Linked DNA regions of Homo sapiens: region 2 is linked to region 1. The links are chromatin loops, found by intact Hi-C in ENCODE. Cell type or tissue: heart right ventricle. All regions are shown on one strand.

What was found. Hi-C counts contacts between places; a loop is a spot of excess contacts. Peaks named below come from ENCODE experiments on the same cell type or tissue, not always from the same donor. Only the 100,000 strongest peaks of a DNase experiment are listed, where the experiment ranks them.
Region 2: a loop joins it to region 1, with 2.5 times the contacts of the local background. A loop is called at or near these places in 68 of 110 quality-filtered maps.

Annotation. Positions count from the first base shown.
Region 1 is chr1:184,801,906-184,809,905 of GRCh38, reverse strand. It overlaps NIBAN1 (niban apoptosis regulator 1), which reads left to right. Exons shown (of 14, transcript NM_052966.4): 10 at 1,671-1,832; 11 at 3,850-3,960; 12 at 6,214-6,321. Among named protein-coding and RNA genes, the nearest start is that of EDEM3, 51 kb to the right of the region's middle. In heart right ventricle, a CTCF peak has its summit at 4,149 (motif pointing left); a DNase peak (open chromatin) is centred at 4,145; H3K27ac peaks cover 732 bases.
Region 2 is chr1:185,166,469-185,174,468 of GRCh38, reverse strand. SWT1 (SWT1 RNA endoribonuclease homolog) reads right to left here. Exons shown (of 19, transcript NM_017673.7): 3 at 7,817-7,897; 4 at 6,071-6,129; 5 at 1-97. It also overlaps the pseudogene RPL22P24. Among named protein-coding and RNA genes, the nearest start is that of SWT1, 13 kb to the right of the region's middle. In heart right ventricle, a CTCF peak has its summit at 3,874 (motif pointing right); a DNase peak (open chromatin) is centred at 4,016.

The sequences.
Region 1 (8,000 bases):
GGATTATATTTTATACATTACTCTGCTTATCAGTTTCTCTTCCAAAAATACCCCATGAAACTGTTTCCAAGGTAACTGTTTTAGCTCTAAATCTTTCTTTGTAATGGCTGCATGATGTTTCATGTATGGATACACCATGATTTATTCATTCATCTCAATATTGCTGGCATTATGAATAAAGCATAATAAATTAATATTTTTATGTATACACATATATATGTATATATATATACACACACACATATATATGTGTATATATATATACACACACACATATATATGTGTATATATATATATACACACACATATACCCTGATGTATTTATTTCTATAGTATATTCTCCTAAGACAAGATAGCCAGGTTGAAAGTACATTTCTCATGTTAAAAAATGTTTCCATTGCATTTCAAAAAAAAGGATTTAAATTTTACATTTCCACTAATTGTGTATGATAAGGGCTTTCTCCCCCATACTGCTATCAGCTATAGGTGTTATCATTTGATTAAACTTTTGCCAATCTGATAGGAGCAAAGTGGGAACCCATTTTTCCTCTTCTGTCTGCTTAATTGATATTTTTTAAAAATAGACACATTCCATTTGGTGAGGAGCTGCAAGTTCCACAGCATGCTTTTGATCCTTACTTCACTTCAGTGGACCTCTCCATAACTCACTTCATAAAGGGAGCAGTATTTTCCCTTTAAAGCATAATGAGAGTGGGCCCTCTTAAAATTCCTGTTTAGAGAAATCTAGAAATCTAGATTATCTCTTCTGCGTGAGCTGAAAGTCGGACAGTGCATCTTATATTATTCATATGTAACCTGCCTCACTCCCCAGTTCTCTCTAGAGCCTCCATTTTCAGAACCTTTCTTTCTGCCTTCTTCTGCTCCACCCATTCCCCTGTTTATTTTAAACCTCCAGTATTTCCTTTAAAAAATGATTTTAAACTAAGCTTGGAAAACAGAATGCATTCTGTTGCAACAACATTTGTTGATAACACTTTAGGGCTTTAGCAGGTGAGGTATGATGCTGGAAGCCCAATGGCCTCATTGACTGAGTGCAAACTAGAGTAGGAGGGACCCCAGTTCTTCAAACTGGATACCTCTCCCAGTACAGGGCTCTGCCTATCCACTTCCCATCCACTAGCACCTAAAGCAACCTATAGCAGAGAGAAGCCCTGTGGGCCCTGGCAGATCCTCATAGAATTGTGAGGAACTCTGGCTTCCCTTCCAAAGTCCAGGAGTCCAGGGAGCATCCTGACCTCCCTGGCGTTTTTTGAGAGGAGTGTCACTCACTAAAGAAGATTTTGGAAGCCTGGGGGCCCAGCAGCAACCACGTATCAGAGCCTACCTGTCTGGTTCTTGAGCTCTGGAAGTGGGAGATTAGAGTCCATCAACAGCTTACAAAGACTGGAGTCCCCGTGGGTGCACCGCTGGGTCTTCCTCTCATCCAGTTGGTGTTTCTGCTGGTTTCTGTCCTAGCATTACAGCTACCCTAGGAACCCACTGCAGGAGGAAAATAAGACAGTTGAAGGTGTCACAGATGTAGGGATCCAAGTAGTGATTCACTTTAACAACTTGCATTTGATTGCTTAGAATGTATGTAATATGCAATATATATGCAATACCGCTCCTCATTCTGAGGGTGTTTAATGTTTCCCTTCACCAAAATGCAGCATCTAGACCGGCTTATGAATCTTCCGCTGCATTCCGTGAAGATGGAACCTTGTTATACTAAAGTCAACCTGCTTCACGAGCGCCTGCAGGATCTCAAGAGCCGCTTCAGATTCCCCCACATTGATCTGGTGGTTCAGAGGACACAGAACTACATGCAGGAGGTGGGTGTGGCAGGGGCATCCGTGGTGGATGAGGGTAAAGAGAGAGCAGAGAAATGGGTGCTGGCCAGTGAGACCAGCTGCTAGTGTAGCTCAGGGAAATACGTCGCGTCTCTTTAGCCATCATGTTGCGGGAGGACACGTTCTGTCCCTCCACTGGCTTCATCTTCCATCCATGTGGATGAACATCATAGACAAGACATAGCTCAGAAAAATAAAGTAGCATTAATTGATAACTACTTGATTTGTCAAATCAGTGCTGTAACCTTGGCTACACATTGGAATCACCTGGGGGAAATACTGATGTCCAGGCTGGCGTGCAGTGGCATGATCTTGGCTCACTGCATGCAACCTTTGCCTCCCGGGTTCAAGTGATTGTCTTGCCTCAACTTCCTGAGTAGCTGGGACTACAGGCATGTGCCACCATGTCTGGCTAATTTTTGTATTTTTAGTAGAGATGGGGTTTTTACTGTGTTGGCCAGGCTGGTCTCAAACTCTTGACCTCAAGTGAACTGCCCACCTCGGCCTCCCAAAGTGCTGGGATTACAGGCATAAGCCACCACACCCAGCCTATATGGCTACTTTTTGATAGAACTTCCCTACCCTGATTCCTACTGTTTCTAATATGCAGCCAGGATTGAGAGCCACTGGCTTAAATTAATTCCCTAACGTAATTAAGAGTAAACCAATCAATCAATCACAGCTTCATATTTGAATTTCTTGAGTCTACTTGACAGGTTTCTTTTTTTTTTTTTTCATAAGGAACCTTTTCCCCAGTAACAGGAATGAATAGCACAAACTCCTTCCGTATTATAGTGTTTCCTAAATGAATAAGGGGTACGGTCACCAAAGCTCTAAAGGACACCATGCCATTTCACACAGATATTCTGAGGAGAGATTACTGTGGGCCGGACACTGTACCAGATCCCACTTCAGGGAGCTTGAGTGAGACAAATTCTTAGATAAATTCACTACAATGTTGAAGGTATGATAAAGGTATATATTGTGGCCAGGCACAGTGGCTCACGCCTGTAATCCCAGCATTTTGGGAGACCGAGGCGGGTGGATCACTTGAAGTCAGGAGTTTAAGACCAGCCTGGCCAACATGGTGAAACCCCATCTCTACTAAAAATACAAAAAAATTAGCTGGGCATGGTGGTGCACACCTGTAGTCCCAGCTACTTGGAGGCTGAAGCACGAGACTCGCTTGAACCCTGGAGGCAGAGGTTGCAGTGAACCAAGAGTGTGCCACTGCACTACTCCAGCCTGGATGACAAAGTGAAACCGTGTCTCAAAAAAAAAAAAAAAAAAAAAGGTATATATTGGATGCTTTGGGACCACGGGCTTGGGGAAGAAAGGAGAACTTTTTTTTTCATAAAGGTTATGGGCAGGATTAAGTGATACATTTTAGCTAACTAACCCTTGAGTTGTGAGGGATGAAAGAGGAACGAGGAACAAAATTGGGCAACAGTTTAGCAGAAGTCTCTTTCGTAATACTGGACCCTGGTGACGGGAACACAGGCAAAGGTGCAGAGAATAAGATACCTGAACTACTTCTGCTTTCTGACCCATGAACATGTCAGCCACTGTCCCCACCCATCCCTGACCCTGCCTCTCTTCCCAGCCCTGCAGAGAGAGGGAGAGATAAGCTGTGGAGCGGTTTACATCTACTTAAAGTGGAGGTGCCACCAAAAACTAGTTGAAGAAGGCTCCAGCCTCATCCCTTAATCAGTGGCTGCAGGTATCAAAGAATAGGAGTGCCCACGGGAGATGACAGAATGCTTGCTCAGTCCCATGGCCTTGGGTTTTCCAACTTCTTCCTGCTCCCACTGTGACCACGTGACCATTTGTTTCACAGCCCTGGTGATGGGGTGATGTTGCCTTGGGTACCCCCACCGAATAGCAGCCGAGGGGACTCATCTCTGATGGCCCCTACTCTGCAGTCCCACTTAGCCAGGCCTGTGGGTGGTGATCCCAGCCCCTGACTGTTGTCTGTTTCTGTGTCGCTTCTGGTTTCTAGCTAATGGAGAATGCAGTGTTCACTTTTGAGCAGTTGCTTTCCCCACATCTCCAAGGAGAGGCCTCCAAAACTGCAGTTGCCATTGAGAAGGTTAAACTCCGAGTCTTAAAGGTAAAACCGTTCTCTTGTTTGTGGGAAGCATAAAAAGAGAACGTGACCCCTGTTTCTTTTGTAAAGTGGAAAATACCAAGTTCTCTCCTTGGCTCTAATCTTTCCCCACTCCTTTCTCTCCCAAGTCCAGTGACTGTCAGTCCGCTGCAGTTTCTCCAGTGTGACTTCCATGCCTCTTCTGCCATCTAGCGGCCACTGCTGGTCCTCAGCATCATTACCCACAGCTACAGGCCCCGCGTCCCAGCCTTCATAGAGATCCAACTCGACAAACACGTATTAGCTGTCCACTATAAGCACTGCATGGGATGTAAAAGTAGGCAAGGCACAGCCTCTTTCTTCAAAGAGGTTACAATATAGTAAAATCCATTAAACTGGCGAATAATTTATTGATTTTGAAAAATCAGAACCTCATGGCAAAGGAAATACTCCAAAGAAAAGAAATCTACCATATGAAATTGTTTTAAATGTACTTCAGAGTGTTTATTAAAATAGTTTTAATAATAGGAGCTTTCACATATATGTTATATTTTAAAGCCTCTTACCTGATCCCCACAAGAACTTGTGCATTAACTAGAATATTCCCCCATTGTACAGATGAGGAACTGATTCTGTAAAAGCTAATGTGACTTAATTAAGCTCAACAGGCTGATCAATGGTGAGCTTAAGGATAAACGATCATACACCTAGTCCACTAATTTTTTTTACTGCCTTCTAGTTCCCCTAAACATTGCCTTGGAACAGAAGATCAAAGTCCCACAGAGCCTAGGGGTGGTCTCTGAATTTCAGACTTGATCTTGATGCCTCACAGGCAAGAGGAAACTCTAGCAACTAAATCATTGATATTAAAAACAATATTGGGGCCGGGCACAGTGGCTCACGCCTGTAATCCCAGCACTTTGGGAGGCCGAGGCGGGCAGATCACGAGGTCAGGAGATCGAGACCATCCTGGCTAACACGGTGAAACCCCGTCTCTACTAAAAATACAAAAAACTAGCCGGGTGTGGTGGTGGGCACCTGTAGTCCTAGCTACTCGGGAGGCTGAGACAGGAGAATGGCGTGAACCTGGGAGGTGGAGCTTGCAGTGAGCGGAGATTGTGCCACTATACTCCAGCTCTGGGTGGCAGAGTGAGACTCTATCTCAAAAAACAAAAAACAAAAAAACAAAAAAAAAAACACCAATATTGCTCATGATAACACACATAATGATGAAATTGCAATGCAACTAAAAAAAAAAAGATAGTGTCAGTGTCAAATGCTTTAGCGTACAGAAAGAAAGGAAGAAAAAATGTAGAAAGGTGTTGAAATATTAGGACCTCAGGTTTCAAAGAGATTTTGAGTGCCTTTAGTTCAACTTCATATTCAGTGTTCAGCAGGTTCCCTCAAGGGGTGGTCCCACTAGTGCTCCGACACCTGCACTGGCAGGATACTTTCTACCTCTCAGGATAGCCCATTTTAGTTCTTGACAGCAAGAACATGCTTTCTCATGTTAGGCCAAAGTTCTCACCACTGGTTATTCCAGTTCTACCCCCTTCATTCATAACCTTCTTCCACGTGGCAGCCTTTGGTTGTTTGAATAGAGTTATAACTTGCCCTAACTTATTATCTCCAGTATAAACACCTTCATCTCTTTAACTATTCTTCACTTGGCCTGACCATTCTTCTCGCTGCCTATGACTATACTCTTATTTATCTGTGATCCCCTTGAAGTGAGATCCACAATTAAATCCTGGTCTCCATGTTGGGATGTCCAATGCAGAACAGACAGAATCGTCATCTTTCTTGTTCTGGATACTGAACTTCTTTGGTTAACATGTCACAGTGTTAATGGAGCCACTAGCCAGGCCTTCTCTTCCCTTGTTCAAATCATTACAACCCACTGACCCTGGTTTGAAGATGTGGAGTAATAGATGATCATGGTTTCCATGGACCTACCTGGGACAGGAGTAATAAAATACAAACTCACCCCCCAGTTCTATCCCCAACTTCTTTATAATGCAGAACTCACCATTCTGTTTTGATCTTGCCTCAGTTTCCATACCTGTAAAAGGTAAGAGTGAGATGGGTCATTATCAGTTATAACCTGTGCCTGCAGTGTGAGGGAATTACATGGAAAGATCTCTGAGGCCTTGGAAATACAAGAGTTCTCAGACATTAGGAGGAAAAGAGAGGTGAAGTGGGTGGCTGAGTTTTTTGAGTAAACATAAGTCAACAGATTGTAATGTTACTATTTAACATATGTTTCTTTATTGACAGCAATATGATTATGACAGCAGCACCATCCGAAAGAAGATATTTCAAGAGGCACTAGTTCAAATCACACTTCCCACTGTGCAGAAGGCACTGGCGTCCACATGCAAACCAGTAAGGGGATGAGTTACCCTAAAGAGCTTGCTCTTCTTACCTCTGAAGTTCAAACAAGTTCTTTTGTGATGTGTACTGGCAAACAGCAGACTAGACCAGGGAGGGATTGGCAGACATTTTTGTAAATGGTCAGATAGTAAATATTTTAAGCTTCATGGACTGCACTATTTCTGTTGCAACTATTCAGCTCTGCTGTTGTAGCACACAAACAGCCATTGACTATATATAAACAGACTTTATTTGCAAAAACAAGATGCTAGCCAGATATGCTGACCCCTGGACTAGACAAAATCTCAAAGGGCAGTGATCTGAATTTGAGCCAAACTAGGGGTTGACATAGAATACCTAAGGATACCAGGTGTTTCTCATTATAGTATGACTCATAGGTCCAACGTGTCCTCTGAAACTTGACCACTGTATCCAAAAAAGATATTAGCTAACATAATTACAGGATATTTGTTCTGTTAAATCCAGCAATGTTGTTTAATGAAATCAATGAAACCACTTAAAACCTCTACAAACATTGAGCATCCAGTGAGAACCATGATTGCGAGGGTGTGACTTCATCTGTAGAGCAGAGCAATGGGCCAGCAGAGACTGAAAACAGCTCTGGGAGGAGGTATTATTTATATCCTCATGGTACAAATGAGGAAACCTGAGTGGTTAAGCCACTGAGCCGAGGCCACAGACCTGGTGACCACCAGAGTGTGAACCCAGTTCTTGCTTACCTAAAACATGATAGGCACTCAGAAAATGGTATCAAGTACTACTACCACTATTATTATTACTACTTCTACATTTCAAAAATAATCTATTAACCTGAAGCAAGGCCTGCTCCGTTTTGGAGCAAATGATAAAGAGGTTTTTGGAATTTAAAAAAGGGCTTTTTGGCAGCTCGGAGAGTCTCCAAGCACTGGAACGTTAAAATCCTTTGCATAAGTTATTTTACTGCAACATGTCATTGGTCATTTTTATAGTCTGTAAGTGCTGTTTTCCTTCACATCCTCATAGCGTATTAGATATATTTGGCATTTATTTGTGGGGCATATTTCTTTCATAGGAAAGGATTTGATTAAGCCAAGGGATTGACCTTTGGCCTTACATGGCAGAACAGTTCAGCAGCCAAATGATGATGGTGTCCACTGCTAGGTGGGTTTGCACACAGATGTTCTGCTTAGGATTTTTTTTTTCAATCACAAAGGCAGTTTGGGGGCCTCAGATCCACCTTCTCTCAGGAGAAAGGTAAGGAGAGTTCTCCTTCTCATCGGCTCCCCTCTTTCCAAGCATCAACATAGTGTGCTGTGCCCAATCTGTAAGAGGCTCTTGTAATTTTTTAATCAGGAGGCATTGATTTCAAAAGAGCCTGTGACCCAGAGGTTTTGGTAATGGAGGATATTATATCAGCATCAAGAGCTTTTTAAAAATCTGGATTTGCAGAATAGATGAATGAGGGGATTATCTGCTTCCTAGAAGGAGTCTTTATTTTGCTAAAGTGCATTTCCCTTGGTTCTATAAGTAGCAGCTTCCTAGATCTGTGGTACTCAGCCTCAGCCCAAGCTGTGTATTAGAATTGTCTGGGGAACTGTGAAAAAAATGATTCTGACTCCCCAACACCTACCTTCAGAGATACCAAATTAATTGGCCCAGGGAAGTAAACCTATGGCCCTGTTCAATCAATT
Region 2 (8,000 bases), 360 kb before region 1:
ATCATTTGAATATGATGCTTCTTTGAGTTTAATAGGTCTTTGGGATGAAGAACCGATTTTTGGTCTCCTTCTGAGAGTGTCAATTTCTACACTCAATCTGTAAAACAGCACAGAAACCTAGGTTACATTATAATTATACATAATGTTGCACTCTATCATTTTAGTTAGAATAACAGAATTGGGCTGACATTAAGCTTCATAAAAAGTAGAAATAGCTACATTAAGAATGAAGTGGAAAGGATTACTCACTTAATGGTGTTAGAATAATTAGTTTGCTATTTGGAAAAAAAAATTACAACTTTAAATAGTAACAAACAACATAAATTCCAAATGGACTAAATGCTTAAGTGTAAAATAATTATTATTATCATAATAATTTTGTGCTTCATATTAAACCCTTAAAAACCAGTGAGGAAAAACAGAACGTATGTGTGATTTCATTTTTTTTGAGACGGGTTCTCACTCTGTTGCCTAGGCTAGAGTGCAGTGATGCAAACATGGCTCACTGCAGCTTCAACCTCCCAGGCTCAGGAAATCCTTCTACCTCCCAGACTACCACGTAACTGGGACTACAGGAGCATGCCACAATGCCTAGCTAATTTTTGTAATTTTTTTGTAGTGACAAGGTTTTGCTATGTTGCCCAGGCTGGTCTCAAACTCCTGGGCTCAAGCAATCCACTTGCCTCGGCCTCCCAAGGTGCTGGGATTACAGGTGTGAGCCACTGTACCCCGGCCTATCCGATTTCTCTTTTTCTTTTTTTGAGACAGCGCCTCACTTTGTCACCAGGCTGGAGTGCAGTGGCGCGATCTTGGCTCACTCCAAACTCAACATATCAGGCTCAAGAGATCCTCCTGCCTCAGCCTCCTGAGTAGCTGGCACTACAGATGCACACTACCACATCTGGCTAATTTTTGTATTTTTTTTTTTTTTTTTTTTTGGTAGAGACAGGGTTTCACCATGTTGCCCAGGCTGGTCGAACTCCTGGGCTCAAGCAATCTGCCCACCTTAGCCTCCCCAGTGTGCTGAGGCTACAGGCATGAGCCACTACGCCCAACCTGATTTCTTAATAGAGAACTTCCCAAACTTAAAAACAGTGGGAGAAATAACAAAGGATAACACTGATAATATGTGACTATTTACTTTAAAACTTTAGCGTATTAAAAATTAATAAAAATTTAAAGAACTAGGAAATGGTATTTGTTAGATGTACTAACTTCTAGCAAAATAATGTTAATAAGCTTACTAGCCTTAGTAGATAAAAAGCTCACCAAAAACTACTAAGATTCTAGAATAGGGCATAAACAGAAAATTAATAAAAGAAAACAGCTAATAAACATTTTTAAAAAGTTTGACTTCTCTAGCAATCACAGACATGCTAATAATAACAATAACATACCATTTTCTTCTTTTTTTTTTTTTTTTTTTGAGACGGAGTCTCGCTTTGTCGCCAGGCTGGACTGCAGTGGTGCAATCTTGGCTCACCACAACCTCCGCCTCCCAGGTTCAAGCGATTCCCCTGCCTCAGCCTCCCAAGTAGCTGGGACTACAGGCACACACCACCACGCCCGGCTAGTTTTTTGTATTTTAGTAGAGACGGGGTTTCATCATGTTGGCCAGGATGGTCTCGATTTGACCTCGTGATCTGCCCACCTCGGCCTCCCAAAGTGCTGGGATTACAGGTGTGAGCCACCGCAGCTGGCCCATACCATTTTCTTCTATCAAATTAGCAAAGATTTTACAATAACATCAAATACTCGCAAGGGGTTGTAAAATGGACACTCTCACATGTTGCTGGTAGAAATGTAAAACAACATAACAGTCCCACAAAGAAATGTGAATATAAATTAAAAACTCTAAAAATGGTCATTTTTTTACATCTGAAATTCTCATTTTAGAAACCATACCAAGGTGAAGAAAATCACACATGAAAAAAATATTAAAAGATATTTAATTCAGGATTACTTATAATAGCAAAACAATCAGGTACAAAGTAACTGCTAAAATTTTGGAAATGACTTTAAAAAGTGACATATTCATATGACGGAATATCACAGTTTTTTAAAAGGATGTTTATGAAAAGTCTTCAGTGACATAAAACATATTGAAAATCAAAAACAAGCAGGATACAAATCTGTACATATAATATGGTCTCAACATCTTAAACAAGCATAGTAAAAAGGCCAGAAAGGTGCTAAAATGTTAGAAACAGCAATAGCTAGAGGTGATAATTATATTTTCCTGCTTAATAAAAGTAGATATTACTTTGTAGTGAGAAAAAAAGGGGAAAAATGTCAAACACAATCTATTAATTTATATCAGTAAATGTGTGCCTTTTCAGTGCCATCACTCTGGTAGGCACCCAAGAGGCAGTAGAGGACACAGCAGATAGAGTCTTTACCCTTAATTAGGTTACAGCCCAGCAAGAGAGACACATTTAACAAGTGACTTCTCAAATAATTAATTATGTAAGAGCAAACCATAAACAGAGTTTTTATAGGAGTTTCACCTGAGTTTTCATCATATATGCATGCATGAATGTAGGTATGTCTTTGTTGGTTTGACAGAGTCTCAATCTATCACCCAGGCTGAAGTGCAGTGGTGGCATGCGCCTGTAGTCCCAGCTACTTACTTGGGAGGCTGAAGTGGGAGGATCACTTGAGCCCAAGAGTTGGAGGCTGCAGTGAGCCGAGACTGTGCCACTGCACTCCAGCCTAGGCAACAGAAAAAAAAAATGCCCTTTCTGCCTTCACTGCCACCATGGCATCCATGAAAAACCTTGTGGTAAAGGGGGGCAAAAAAAAAAGAAGCAGGTTCTGAAGTTCACTCTTGATTGCACCCACCCCATAGAAGACGGATCATGGATGCTGCCAATTTTGAGCAGTTTTTGCAAGAGAGGATCAAAGTGAGCAGAAAAGCTAGGAATGTCATTGGAGGGGTTGTGATCAAAAGGAGCAAGGGCAAGATCACCATGACTTCCGAGATGCCTCTTCCCAAAAGGTATTTGAAATAAGAAATATTTGAAGAAGAACAATCTACGTGATTGGACGTGCGTAACTGCTAACAGCAAAAGGGGTTATGAATTACGTTACTTCCAAATTAACCAGAACAAACAAGAGGAGGAAGACGAGGATTAAAATTCACTTATGTGGAATATTTTATACGAATTCTTGAATAAAACTTGGGAACCAAAATGGTGGTTCATCCTTGTATCTGTGCAGTATGGATTGAACAGAAAATTAGAAATCACAGTCAAAGGGCTTCATTCGGGATGCCATGCACTCATTTGTAACTAGACTTTTTTTTTTTTCCTGTTTGAAAATTTCAATTCTAATGGTAATACCAGAATAGAAGGAGACGGTGACTTTAGGGGAACTGACAACCATTGGGCAGGTAGATGAGGGTGGGGAGATGTAGGCTAGAGGTAGTCACTGTTTTATTTTAAAAAGTGTGACTGTCAATCGTCTCTGGTGCTTTTCTCAAAAAATGATTCAGGAATACAAGTGGGCTTCTCTCATTACTTAAAAGAAAACAGGTGACGTCTGCCTAAGATTCCCTGTGGAAAATGACAGTGTCAATAAAATGCAGGTTTCTGGGCCCTTCATCTTTCTTTTTTTATTATAAATTTGTCTTGATGTACACAATTATGTATACTAATCCTTTTCTTCCTATAGTCCTATAGAAAGAAACAGTGCTCCTTCAGCACTGCTGCATAGTCCATCACCCACCATAAAAGGTCTGGACAACGACTGTTAAAAAGTCCCAGGTTCTAAATTAAGTAAATGCGTACAAGAATGAGTTTATACATAATCTGTTTCTACAGGTCTTTGCAACAAACTGTCACTTTGGTTTCCAGCAGAGGGAGCTAGAGGAATAGAGCTTCCAGATGTGGCCTCCTGTGTGGGACCCAGAGTTAGGGGCCCTTTGTGCCGAGAGCTCTGGAGGCTCTCCTGAATGGGGGCACGAAGAAGTCACTGGGAAACCTCCCATGCCAAGGAGACATGAGGTACCCAGGGAACAGCTGCTTCATGCTACTTAGGCCATGACAGGATTTAATGTCAGAAGTCATTGTACAAACAGTGGTGTGCCTCAGTGCGTACAAAGGCTAGAGAACCACCAGAGGGGGCTACCAAAGTTAGGAAGACAGAATTGTTGCAGCCAGTGACTTTGAAAGAGACCCTGATGCCTTGTGGTGCCCTTCAGAAACTGGAACAATAACGCAGAAGTGTCTGCTCTGTTTTAGAATTTACGGTGTATAAAATTCAGGTTTTTAAAAGAGCTTGCCTACAGTTGGTTTCCACACCTGAAACTGTTGTGCTCTGAGAGTTGCAAAGCTGAAAATTGAATGTTCAAATTCTACCTTGGCTCCAATTTAACATTTGGTGCTTTGTGGATTGAGTTGAACATGCTGAGGCTTTGCAATTTCACTTATGGTAACGGCTCTAGCATTTTCTCTTTCTGTGCAAATTTCTTTGAAGCAGAATTGCTTGCATATTTCTTCTCTGCCTTCAGAGAAGGCAGTTTCTTTCAGACTTCACTGAGGCATCAATAGCTCTTTGGCAATGTCCCTTACCATGATCATTAACTCATTAACTATAAGTTTGTGCCTTGAGTTTACAAATTTTACTTGTGTGTTGCATTGATGTTCCCATGTAGTAATTTTTAGTTTAGCTGTAAAAAAAAAAAAAAATTAATCCTGGGCTGAAGTTAGCATTTAAGTTCTGAAAAAAAAATTGTGTGTGTAGAGATGGGGTCTCACTACATCGCCCAGGCTGGTCTCAAACTCCTGGCCTCAAGCCTTCCTCCCACCTCGGCCTCCCAAAGTGCTGGGAATACAGGTATGACCCATTGTGCCCAGCTTCTTGCTTATATTTTTACTGCTAATACATTTCTATGTATTCAAATCATGGAACAGGAATTACAGTAATGGTGCACTGTAACCGCCTTTCCAAATGATAAAATTATCTCTAATTTTTCATCTGTATTATGGCTTTCACTGTTTGCACACCAATTTCAGAAACTTCTCTAGAGCTGAATTAATACGGAGATTTTTATAAAACATTTTATATTTTACCCTCTTGTATATATTGATATAATATCAAGGGCCAAAAAATGTGTCCTTAAACAAAAGGTAACTAGTTTAAAGTCAAATAGTGTTTTAGAACTTAAAATTTAAAAAAAAAAAAAAAAAGGATATCAGTGTAAAAGGCATTAAAATGGTTCAAAAAATGTAGCAAGGGATAGTCAACATAATATGAAATTAGTGCAAGAATATACTTCAACAGAGAATAACACAGAAGCAAAGTATCAGGAGATGATTCAGAAGAAAAAGTGAACAAAAGACAGAGGCGAGTTGAATTTTTTTGTTTTTAGCAAACACTAACTGAGATTGTTTGGGAAGCAGAGCTTTTATTTGTAATATTTAATGCCATCTTACTTGTTTTCCCTTAACTTCTTATTTTTGGAGAAACCTTGATCTTACCAAGTTTTATCACACGTTATAACTTTGTATACTTATTTATCCCCATTAGCAGCAAGTACTTTCTGCACCAAAATTTCACTGAAATTTTTATCCAAAAAGTGCAGAAATTAAAGAATAATAATTTCCATTATTCCAACCATCATTCCCCAAGTTCTCTAGCTATAATCACATACTGGTTAATCAACACGGTTTTAAAGCCATATCAATTCTATAAGATACATACTCTCTTCACGGGTAATATATGAAAATGATTTATCCAAAATCTCTAAATTAGCCTCATAACTTACTTCACTAGTGTATGTAATGAAGTTACGCATGTTACAATCATGTGCCAAAATCAAATCACTTGAGATTAAAATGCACATTTGAGTGTCATTTACACAATAGTTTTCATAGATTTTTATTTCACTCAACTTTTTCTTAAATATAGTTAATATTAAGACAATTCTATAATCATAATCAGTTATATAGCTAGAGATATTTGCATGCAAAGCAGTCCTCTTCAAAGTAAATAAAAAAAATTTTTAAATCCAAATATTTAGTCTCATAATTCTAAACCAAAACAGTAAAAAGAAAAAGGAGAAATTTACCTTTTCAGTCCTTGTCTTCTTTTTATATTATAGTACAGAACATCTGTATGATCTGATTTCTGAAATAAATAAAAAAAGGACACATAAATTGTGCACTGGTACATATTTTTTTCCACAGTTTATGATAGTGAATAGGCTGACACAATACTTTTACTTAATCTTTCCAGTAATCCGGTGAGATGGATATTATCATCATCCCCGTTTCACAAAACTCAAACAGAGGTAGGCATCTTCCTTAAAGTCACAGAGCAAGTCCACAGCAGAGCAGTCATCTGTCATCTGTAAATAGATCTGTCTGACTCTCTCTACGCTACCATCCTATCTCTCTACGTACTCTGAGGAAACTGGGCCAAGCACAAGAAAGGTAAGAGAGACATAAAATATAATCCATGTCCTAAAGAGCTTAGAGCTTATAGTTTTACATAAAATAATAAAGACGAGAAGTAGAACATGTACAAATAACCTACTATAATGATGTAAGTAAGTGTCAAAGCAGAAGAGTCAAAAAGTGCTAAAACAGTTCAAAATACCAACCACCTAAAGAGGAAAAGTACCTAGGAAAACAGGTGGACAAAATAACAATAAATAATAAAGCTTGAAAGACGAGTAAAAGAAGGCATTCTGAGAAACTGAGGATAACTGGTATAAATTCAGCAGAAAGAAAATAAACCAGCCTAGCGAAAGGCAAGAGGGCCTCTTTCAAGGAAGAAGGGAAAACAACAAAAAAAAGAAAACTGGATAGTTAAGGTATGAACAAATTTGAGAGAGCCCTGAATGGCAAATAGTGAGTAAAGATTTTCAGCAGAGGAGAAATGGGATGAAATCGGTGTTTCAAGAAGGTTAATATTGCAAAAATAAATAGAAACCGCAGCTTAATTATATGAAAACAAGTAAATTCTTAAAACATAATTCTGCATCCCTGGAACTTCCACTACCTTATCTTATACCCACCACAACTATGTAGCTATCCTGGATATGTACATAACTTCAACCTGAATGTTCTAAGTACATTACCACTAACCTATGGATTAGCGTATTGTGTTTAATCTGCTGTCACTGTTTCTAACTATTTGTATGACAGTGGAAAGAACTCTGGACTTGGCTCTGTTGCTGTACACAGTTTTGTGGCCTTGGAAAAGTCACTTAACCTTCTAGACTTCGATTTCTGAATCTGAAAATGCAAACAATGTATCTGCCTTGGCTACCTCAAAAGGAGACAAATATAACCTCTGGGAGGCTGAGGCGGGCAGATCACTTGAGGTCAGGAGTTTGAGACCATCCTGGTCAACAAGGTAAAACCCTTTCTCTACTAAAAATACAAAAATTAGCTGAGCCTGGTGGTGCACGCCTGTAATCCCAGCTACTAAGGAGCCTGAGGCAGGAGAATCGCTTGAACACAGGAGGTAGAGGTTGCAGTGAGCCAAGGTGGCACCACTGCACTCCAGCCTGGGGCAACAGAGTAAGACTCTGTCTCAAAAAAAATATATATATATAAAACCATATATATGTGAGAGGACTTAAGAACTGTCTAAATTTATAGCCATGACAGTTGTCTAATCCCACATGGTAGGGCCTAACAGTACAAGAAATAATAAAACTTGATAAATGGTTTGGTGAGTAGAAGAAAGAAAACAACACTGACTTTCTATTGGCTATCAAAAAGTATAGGAGGAATTTATATCACAAACACTGTCGATTAAAACTTTAGCATAAATAACTTTTAGTTAGTTATATCTAGACACTCACCAGTTTTCTCTTTTCTGATGAAACTGATCTTATAGAAGATGAACTAGTAGAACTTGCTGGGGTTTTTCTCTCTTTCTTGTCCTAAGAATGCAATAAAGAAAATGAATTTTAAAAAGCACAAAATAAAGCATAGTATAAACAGAACTATTTCATCACTAGTATTACAAATCAACATTTACATTCA